2 separate regions of the Homo sapiens genome follow, and region 1 is linked to region 2. A link is a contact called in ENCODE Hi-C or POLR2A ChIA-PET data. All regions are on one chromosome and are shown on one strand. Each heading gives the region's core, a stretch centred on a gene start or an enhancer-like site at or near the end of the contact. The rest is flanking DNA. Distances are from core to core; before and after follow the strand shown.

Region 1 (3,928 bases), core at 1,131-3,630, 5.7 Mb before region 2:
CCACAGAATTTGCAAAGATATGAGCCCTCAAGTCCTTGATGGTCATGAAGTAATGCCCCCAGGCTCTGACCTGGGGTCTCTTCTTCTCCAAGTGCTCTCAGATTTTGCTCACCAGCCTCTGACTCTTGGTCACCAGAGTCCTCACTCTGTCCAGGTAGGAAATCCAGGCAATCATTCAGGCCTTGCATGGTATCCTTCTCATTCTGGATGTACCCCATTCCTTCCAGACCCCTGGCATCCCTGCAGCCAGGCCTCCAGACCCCCAGCCACTCCAGAAGCTGGTGGAGAAGGACACTGAGGTCCGGGAGCCCAAGCCCCTGAGGACTGCATAGACTTTGGCTGTGCTGCTGATGAACTGGACGCTGTGGCTGTGTGGCTGGATGGAATGCAGGGACTGGTAGTTGGTGGAGGTGGTAAAGCAAATGGTGAAGCTCATGCTGCCTAAGGAGAAAAGCGAGAGGACAGGACTCAAGTTCTGTTGAGCCATGCCCATTTTTAATTTATAGCTTAACTGAAGCCAGTATGATCATTAGAAGTGTAAGGAAGTTAACTTTTCCAATCTCAAACTTTGAACTTTTGACCACTTTCCTCCAAAATATTAAGGTCTCAGAGCCAGTTCTGACCAGCTTGTCTACACATTACTTTCCATCATTTGTCTCCATATTATTCTCCAGATACTCAGTGCTCATTCTTGCCTTGGCCTCTTTGCTCAAACTACTTTCTCCTCCTGGATTCTGTTCCACCTTTCCTGTTCCTACTCATATGCTAGGACCCAGCATTAGTTCTAGCTCTATGATAAAGACACACACATTAATTCCAGCCATAACAAAATATCCCCCAAATAATACAAGGGAAGAAGTGCTCTGGAAACTACGAAATGTTCTGCAAATATGAAGTATTATTATATTTTGGAGAAATTAATTGTACAATAGGGTTGGCCCATTGTTATATCTTGCTTTAAAGTGTTTCCTACTTGTTTCATGTGTTGTTGACCTAACATTACAAAACCACGGGCTATTAAGATGGGAGTCACATCTCATTTCTTGTATATCTTCGCAGTTCCTAACAGAACATAGCTGCAGTCAACACTCAGTTCCAGTGAAATGAATTCATCAAAATAAAGGATTTCTTAGCCACAGAGCTTCTCACTGGGCCAAGTAATGTTAAGTTGCTAAACGCACAACAAATCATTGGTTACTTTATGTGATTGTAAATGAAGCCTCGAAAGTTGAATAAATTTGAGACGTGCAGTTGATGAAATTCAAGCATCTTCTTCTTTTTGGTTCATAAAGCTGTGATTCAGGAGAATTCCTTAAATCAGAGATTCAGTGCTCTAAGATTGAATAGGTTGCTTCATGATATTTCTTAAAATTTTGTTTAAGGTCAAAGGTTCAAACGGTGCAGCTCTCCAATTTGGTATTGATTATTGTTTGTTTCCCCTTCTTGATTCAGTGGTGGAGCACGCAGCCTCTGTCCTACTTCCTTTGGTTGTCCTGATTGATGCATCTTTTGGTCTAACAGGCCATAGCCTCAAAGCAAAGTCATGGCAAGCTTTAGTTGGCAGTTAGGTAACAGCAGTCTGCCAATAGCGTGGGCCAGCTCCAGTTCCAGCAGCCTGGCGGCAGAGGGTTTACTTGATGGACCCTGGGCCTCTTCCCCAGTCTGTCCCGTGGGTAGAATGATCTTTGCCTTTGTCTGTTTCGCAAGGCTAATGGAAGAATTAAATACCAAATAAAACAAGTCGAGATAAAGATAAATGAAGCGTGCCGTTATTACAACTGGTGCTTCGTCCTCAGTTCCCTCCAGGAGGGTTGTTGGGGACACTTAATGACCGGGCCTGAGCTGACTTGTCCACCACATCTTGCGCCCCACTCGAGCTAGTGGGTTGGGGATTGAGATGTTCATCAGGCCCCGGAAAAGGCATTGATGTCTAGATGACTGTGCAGTTCTCTGGAGTTCGAGATCTGAGCTGCCTGGCCCTGCTGCTTCGCTGCCTGGATGGGCAATCTCTATGGTGACAGCGAGTGAGGCCGGAAGAAGTCTCTCTCTTCCGCCCAACAACCCGCCCTCAGGCTAGACTGACCAATGGCCCAATGAGTTACGGAGAGATGGTGTGATTGACAGTGGAGTGGCGGGGGGGCGGGGAGTGCAGCTCGGACCGCTGCTACCCAACCGAACTGAGGTCGGTCCAAAGGCTGACAGGCACCGACCAATCGGAGGGCGTAACGAAGGGTGACGAGCCAACCCACCGCGCTCGGCGTTGCCGGGAGCCGCGCTAGGCGTAAGCTAATGAGGAAGAAGTTGGCCGTTGAAAGAGCAACGCTGATTAGTGAATCTTAAATCACCTAAATGAAAGCCCACTTGTGATTCGCCCTAAGTAAACCAGAGCCCCGTGGGCTGGAACGCGCCGGAATCTGAGGTGTGAGTAGAGCCTGGGGGAGAGTGGATCCAGGTGAAGGGGGCAGAGGTGAGGAAAGCGGGGCGGCTGCGGGGAAGGGAGAAAAGTGGAGGGTCGGGCTGAGGTGGTTGGAAGAAGGCGTGGGCGGACGGCGGTGCACGGACCTCGCAGACCACCCTTACCGCTGATCTGGACCCAAGGCCCGGCTAATAAATACTTAATTGGAGGCAGAGAAGGAAGGACTGTTTTGTTTCATGCTCTTAAGAAAAGGAAGTGTCAGTGCCTGATTCAGATCTCTTATGACCGAGACCTTAATCCCTCTCTAGCTCCTGGGAGGTGGCCAGGTGCACATTCTGAAGACGAGACATGGGGGGCATTGTTTTCCTGTCGCCAGTTTGAATCTGCAACAGGGTTGGGGAGAAGCTTAGAGTTCAAGTGGGGTGTTCCCAGGCTGCAGTGCTGTGAGATCCAGAGAGCGGATAGACCGAGGCTCTGCAGCGCTTCCAACCCACAACACCGTCCAGGAGAGGGATGCAAGGAAGAGACCTAGGTTTACTGATCCTCCTTTTTCTATCAACGTGTTAAGAGCAGATGCTACATCGGTGGCATTTTGGGAGCTTGGCAACTGATTTTTTCCCCAGGCTTGCATTTTATCTAATTACAAAGGTAGAGGCGTTATTCTAATATTTTAAAATTCAAAAGATAGTGAAGTGTTTAAAGTAGAAACATAAAAGTGTGAAAGTAACCCCCCCCCCCCGTTATTTTTGAAGGTTTGGAAAACAGCTATAAAGCAAAGTGAAAAGGACTCTTCCAGAGGAGCACTTCACTCCTTGTAACCCACTGTTTTCTGTTGCTTTCAAGGGCTTGAGTCAGTGTGAAAATCGGGGGATGGGTGAGATATCTCCCTCCAGCAGCAGCACTTAGGCCACATTACCCTCTGAGGAATCCACATTTGTCTTAGATAGTAAGTCATCTTATAAGTCATCTTATAATGGCAGTTAGTATTCTCGCTCATGATGATCAACCTGGTGATGAGTACCGTATTTTTAATCCATTAGGTTACCTGTGCAGGGATCAGTCCATTTATTCCTATTTTCTCTGACAGCTGGATGAAAGGGTATGTAGAAACAACCATTAAATGAACACACACATCTAAAAGGTTTTGAACAAACTCTCTCAGAGAAAAACCTCACAGCATTGAGCACAGAAGGAAAACATTAGCCCTGTAGTTGCTTTTGTTGTCAGCTGCTGAACTGTTCAAATTTAAATTATTTTTTTTCACTCCAGTCTACCTGCTTTAAATGCCACAGATATTAAGTAAATGGACTTACCCTTGAAATCGGGTTGGCCAAGCCATCACTTCTCAAAGAAGGTTTAATGATGGCATGAACCCGTTTTTATATTTTATTGTATTGTACTCAATAACAATAATTTAGCTATTCTAATATGGGAAATTATCACAGATATTATTCTCACATTTAAATAAGATAAAAATGACTAGATGTTCTCTCTTCCTCTATAGCAGCACTC
Region 2 (4,421 bases), core at 655-3,154:
CCTGTTTCAAAACCTTCCAGTAGCTTCATAAAAGCCAAAGTCCTCAGAATGGCCTTGGGGACCTACAGGCTGGGTCCTTCTCTGACCTCTCTGATCGCGTCTCCCACTCTTTCCCTATCTTTCTCTCTCTTCACTCCAGCCACATTGACTTTGTTCTTCCTCGAAAGTGGCAGGTCGCTCCCACCTCAGGACCTTTACTTTTACTCTTCTCTCTGCCTAGAACATTCTTTCCCCACATTTATGTGTAGTTCACGCCTAGCCTCCCTCAGGTCACTTGAATGTTACCTTCTCCGAACGCACCTCCTCCTTGCTTGATGTGCCCCATAGCTCTTAGCATCATCTAACATATTACATATTCTACTTATTTAGTCCTGCTTCTACTAGAATGTAAGCTCCCTGAGGGCAGGGATTGTGCCTGTTTTGTTCCCTGCTATATCCCCAGTTTCTAGAAGAGTGACTGGCATGTCCAATATCCATCTGTAAAATGAAGTGATGGAATGAGGGCCCTAAGGAAATATAACATGGTGAAACCCCATCTCTACTAAATACAAAAAATTAGCTGGGGCCGGGTGCAGTGGCTCACACCTGTAATCCCAGCACTTTGGGGGTCTGAGGCTGGTGGATCACCTGAGGTCAGGAGTTCAAGACCAGCCTGACCAACACGGTGAAACCCTGTCTCTACTAAAAATTCAAAAATTAGCCAGGCGTGGTGGTGGGCTCCTGTAATCCCAGCTACTCGGGGGAGGCTGAGGCACAAGAATCACTTGAACCCGGGAGGAGGAGGTTGCAGTGAGCCGAGATTATGCCATTGCACTCCAGCCTGGACAACAGAGCAAGACTCTATAAAAAAAAAATCGGCCTGGCGTGGTGGCGCACGCCTGTAATCCCAGCTACTTGGGAGGCTGAGGCAGAATTGCTTGAACCTGGAGGTTGCAGTGAGCTGAGATCGCGCCATTGCACTCCAGCCTTGGCAACAAGAGCGACGACACTCCGTCTCAAAAAAACAAAAAACAAAAACAAAAACAAAACAAGAGTTGAAATCAAGAAGGGAATCGTGCCTTGGACAAGAACAGGGGTGCCTCTTTCACTGCTCCTGATAAGAATGGATTCAGACATGTTTGTAGGTAGAAATTTAAGAATTCCCCTCTTGATTGCGTCTGATTTCTCTGGGAAATAGAAGAGAAGGAAGGACTTGAGGAGAGTAGCGATGGAGAGAGAGATCTATGGTGAAGATGGGAGGAGTTAACGGCAGCTGCAAGGGTTGATGGAGCAGCTGAAGTTGAAAACCTGGATTCGCCTTGGTACCCAGCTACCTGGTTGTGCGATTTTCCTCATCAACATCGGGGGAGTCGGGAGAAGGTTACATAAAAGGAATGGGAGCAGCAAAAATTCAAGTTTTGTCTCGGCTTTTTCTTGAAAAGACCAAAGAGAATTCTTTCATTGACTCAGTGCCTCCGTTTACCCACTCAGGCATTCATCACTAATCACTGGTCCCATGAAAGTAAAATGAGCGGAGAGTGTCTTTGACAGCAGAGAAAAAGAGAAGAGGCTGAGGAACAGGACCTCCCCCAGCCCAGTGAGAAGGGGAGTGGGGGACGTTTAGCCTTCCCTAAAAACTGAAAGTTGATACGCCCCAGGGCTCAAGTTCCGAGCCTTCTCCCATGACGCCTCTTCTTTCCCAATACCTTCCAGCTGCCCCGTCGTGTGACATTCCAGTCCACCTCTGTTCCTGCTCCACCCGCTCCAAACTCGCGTGCTTTTCCTCCACGTGGTTCTCTGTGTATATCGGTTGCCTGGGTGGCCCCAGCCGGAGGCCGGGCTCTAATGACGCCACAGTAGGAACAAGCCAATAGCCGTGACGCGACTCAGTGACGCGAGACGCGGGGTGTGGCTCTGCCGGCCCAGGCGCGATGAGGCGGCTGCCCGCTGGGTGGCGCCGATTTCCCGGGGAGGTCCCTTCTGGGCCCCCGGCGGAGGTGGGAGAGAGTCAGGCAGGAGCCGAGGCCGGGGAGCCCTCTTCGTCAGCTGGTGCTCACTGCGCCGCGCCAGCGCCAGCCGGGACTCACCCGCAGCTCCATGCTTGTGCCCGGTTCGACTCGTCCATACTCCAAGAAGAGGCAGGTACGTGCCACCTGTCGGGGATCCGGGAGGGGGGATTCGGGGATCAGTGCCGGTTTGGAGCTCAGAAAGTAAGGTGTCCACGACATTCTGGGCAGAGTGGACACTAGAAATATAGGGAGAGAGCCGGCTGTGCAGGGACGCTCCAGCTGTGTCTGCCAGTTGTGTGAGGGCTGCCTGCTGACAGCCCAGGGTGCCAGGAAGAGCCAACTGTGTGCTGATCAGTGTATTCTAAGGAAATGCTGCTTTGGCGGGTCCTCCTCGCTGTGCCCCGTGTATATCGGTGGTATGTGGCCTGAGCGACACTGACAAACCCCCTCCCCACGTGTGCGTGCAGCTCACTCGCTGCTCTTAAAGCTCCCCGGTCAGTTTGCTAAAGGGGGTTAGGGGCGGGGGTTGGGCAACAATTAAGCGGAAGGGGAGATTTTCCACCAATCCCAAACCAGAAAGAGGCAGCTTTGAAATTCTCACCAGTCCCAAACCAGAAGCAGGCACGCGGTGCTCCGGAGAGAGCAACTTCTCAACAGTCAAGGGAAGCCCTAGCCAACCCATTCTAGCCCTTCCCTGAAGAGTGAACATCCTACCTCCTGACCTGGCTGCCTTTAGAATGGGACTGAGCTGGAGGTAGTGGTAGGGGCTGCTCACCTCCCCTGGAATGGGCATGAGAACATCCCCCAGATGGACCCCCGTAAAGCAGAGGAAAGGAGAGCTGATTGGGCTAAGGTCGAGGCAGGCCCCCTCCTTTGATGCTGTAGATGCATGTCAGACTGGAGTCAGAATGAGGACTGGAATGAGGGCGTCCTCTGAAGTGCATCATTAGGACCTGGGCTGAGTCAGTAGCCTGTGCTAAGACAGGGTGGAGGCACCAGGCTGGGTACTCCCAGTCCTCGGGGAGAGCCATCGAGAAACGTCCTGGGAGCAGACAAGTGCACCAAGGCCAGAGAGGCTAAGAACCCCGTTCCTTCCTCTTGTGACCCTGCCCAGCCCGGCTCTGTGGCCCTGGAATCCTGAGCCCTCCCACAGGTAGAGTGGAACCACCCCAGAGGGGCCAAGCATTCTCCTGGTGGCCTGGGGGAAGCTGCACTTGCCGTATTTTTCTAGGCAAAGGGGGAAGGAGCCCAGATGGGCTTGGCCTTTCTCTGCTTGGTGGACTGGACGTCTAGGAAGATGGCAAGCCTTGTTTGCCCTTCCCAGTTATGGGACATGGTCAGTTCAGAAAACCAAGGGACTGTTCTCTGGCATTAGAAAGGCACACTTCCGGCCGGGAGCAGTGGCTCAAAGTGCAGTAATCCCAGCACTTTGGGAGGCCAAGGCGGGCGGATCACAAGGTCAGGAAATCGAGACCATCCTGGCTAACACGGTGAAACCCCATCTCTACTAAAATTACAAAAAAATTAGCCGGGCGTGCTGGCGGGAGCCTGTAGTCCCAGCTACTCGGGAGGCTGAGGCAGGAGAATGGCGTGAACCCAGGATGCGGAGCTTGCAGTGAGCCAAGATCGCGCCACTGCACTGCAGCCTGGGCGACGGAGACTCCGTCTCAAAAAAAAAAAAAAAAAAAGAGAAAGGAACACTTCCCCAGGAGTAACCCTCCTTTTCTCCCTAGGAAGGTTCACCTGGTAAGGCGCTATTATTAATAATACCACTAATTATAATAAGAAGTGGAAGTATTCAATATAATCATCAATGTTTATTGAACTCTATGGGCCATGAAATTTACAAATATTATTTTATTTAATCCTCACAACTGAGATAGACCACTATTATTACTATTAGTCCCGTTTTGCAGATTAAATAGCTAAGGTTCAGAGAACTTAAGTGACTTATCCACTATTTCAGAGCCAATAAGGGAAAGAACTAGCCTCCAATCCCAGGCCTAGAAGTCCATTAGAAAAGAATATTGGACTGAAACCTGAGTACTAGTCCCCTTTCTGCTTCTCGCTATCTGCACATGCCCTTGAGCAAGCTGCTTTCTTTCTCTAGGTCTACTCTATCTCAAAATTAAGAGTGGGGCTAACTGTATGGCTTCTTCCTGTTCTCTAATTCTGTGACTGACTGCTCTGGAAAATCCACTTTCTCCATATTTTTGTCTCAAGTTCCACCCCCACCCCTCTGTGCTCTTTTCAATGCTCTTTCCTCTTGAATCTCCCGATTGTTCCCCTTCAAAATGCCCCCCTTCCAAGAGTCCTCACAGACCTCCTTGGCTGGCACTGGCCCGAAAGGGCAGCCCCTCAAGGTGAGCACGCCACTGCCCCTTTAATTCTCCTGGGGCTTGGAATGCAAGTGAGTTGCACTCGCCATCTCTG

Evidence for each region. A loop is a pair of places that touch in the nucleus more often than their neighbours do. ChIA-PET counts read pairs that join two places held with the same protein, here RNA polymerase II (POLR2A). Pooled maps may share reads with other maps.
Region 1: a loop to region 2 is called in a pooled map, with 14 times the contacts of the local background. The contact joins the promoter of TMEM218 here to the promoter of USP2 in region 2. A Hi-C loop is called at or near these places in 5 of 50 pooled maps. POLR2A ChIA-PET finds 5 or more read pairs at or near these places in 2 of 52 experiments (activated CD4-positive, alpha-beta T cell and activated T-cell).

What each region holds. Positions count from the first base shown.
Region 1 is chr11:125,110,078-125,114,005 of GRCh38, reverse strand. TMEM218 (transmembrane protein 218) reads left to right here and starts at 2,380. Exons shown (of 5, transcript NM_001258244.2): 1 at 2,380-2,467. It also overlaps the pseudogene KRT18P59. RefSeq lists enhancers at 1,786-1,965, 1,328-2,240, 2,596-2,685 and a silencer at 2,056-2,125.
Region 2 is chr11:119,379,173-119,383,593 of GRCh38, reverse strand. USP2 (ubiquitin specific peptidase 2) reads left to right here and starts at 1,904. Exons shown (of 13, transcript NM_004205.5): 1 at 1,904-2,121. USP2-AS1 (USP2 antisense RNA 1) reads right to left here and starts at 1,816. Exons shown (of 4, transcript NR_034160.1): 1 at 1,686-1,816. RefSeq lists an enhancer at 1,837-2,826.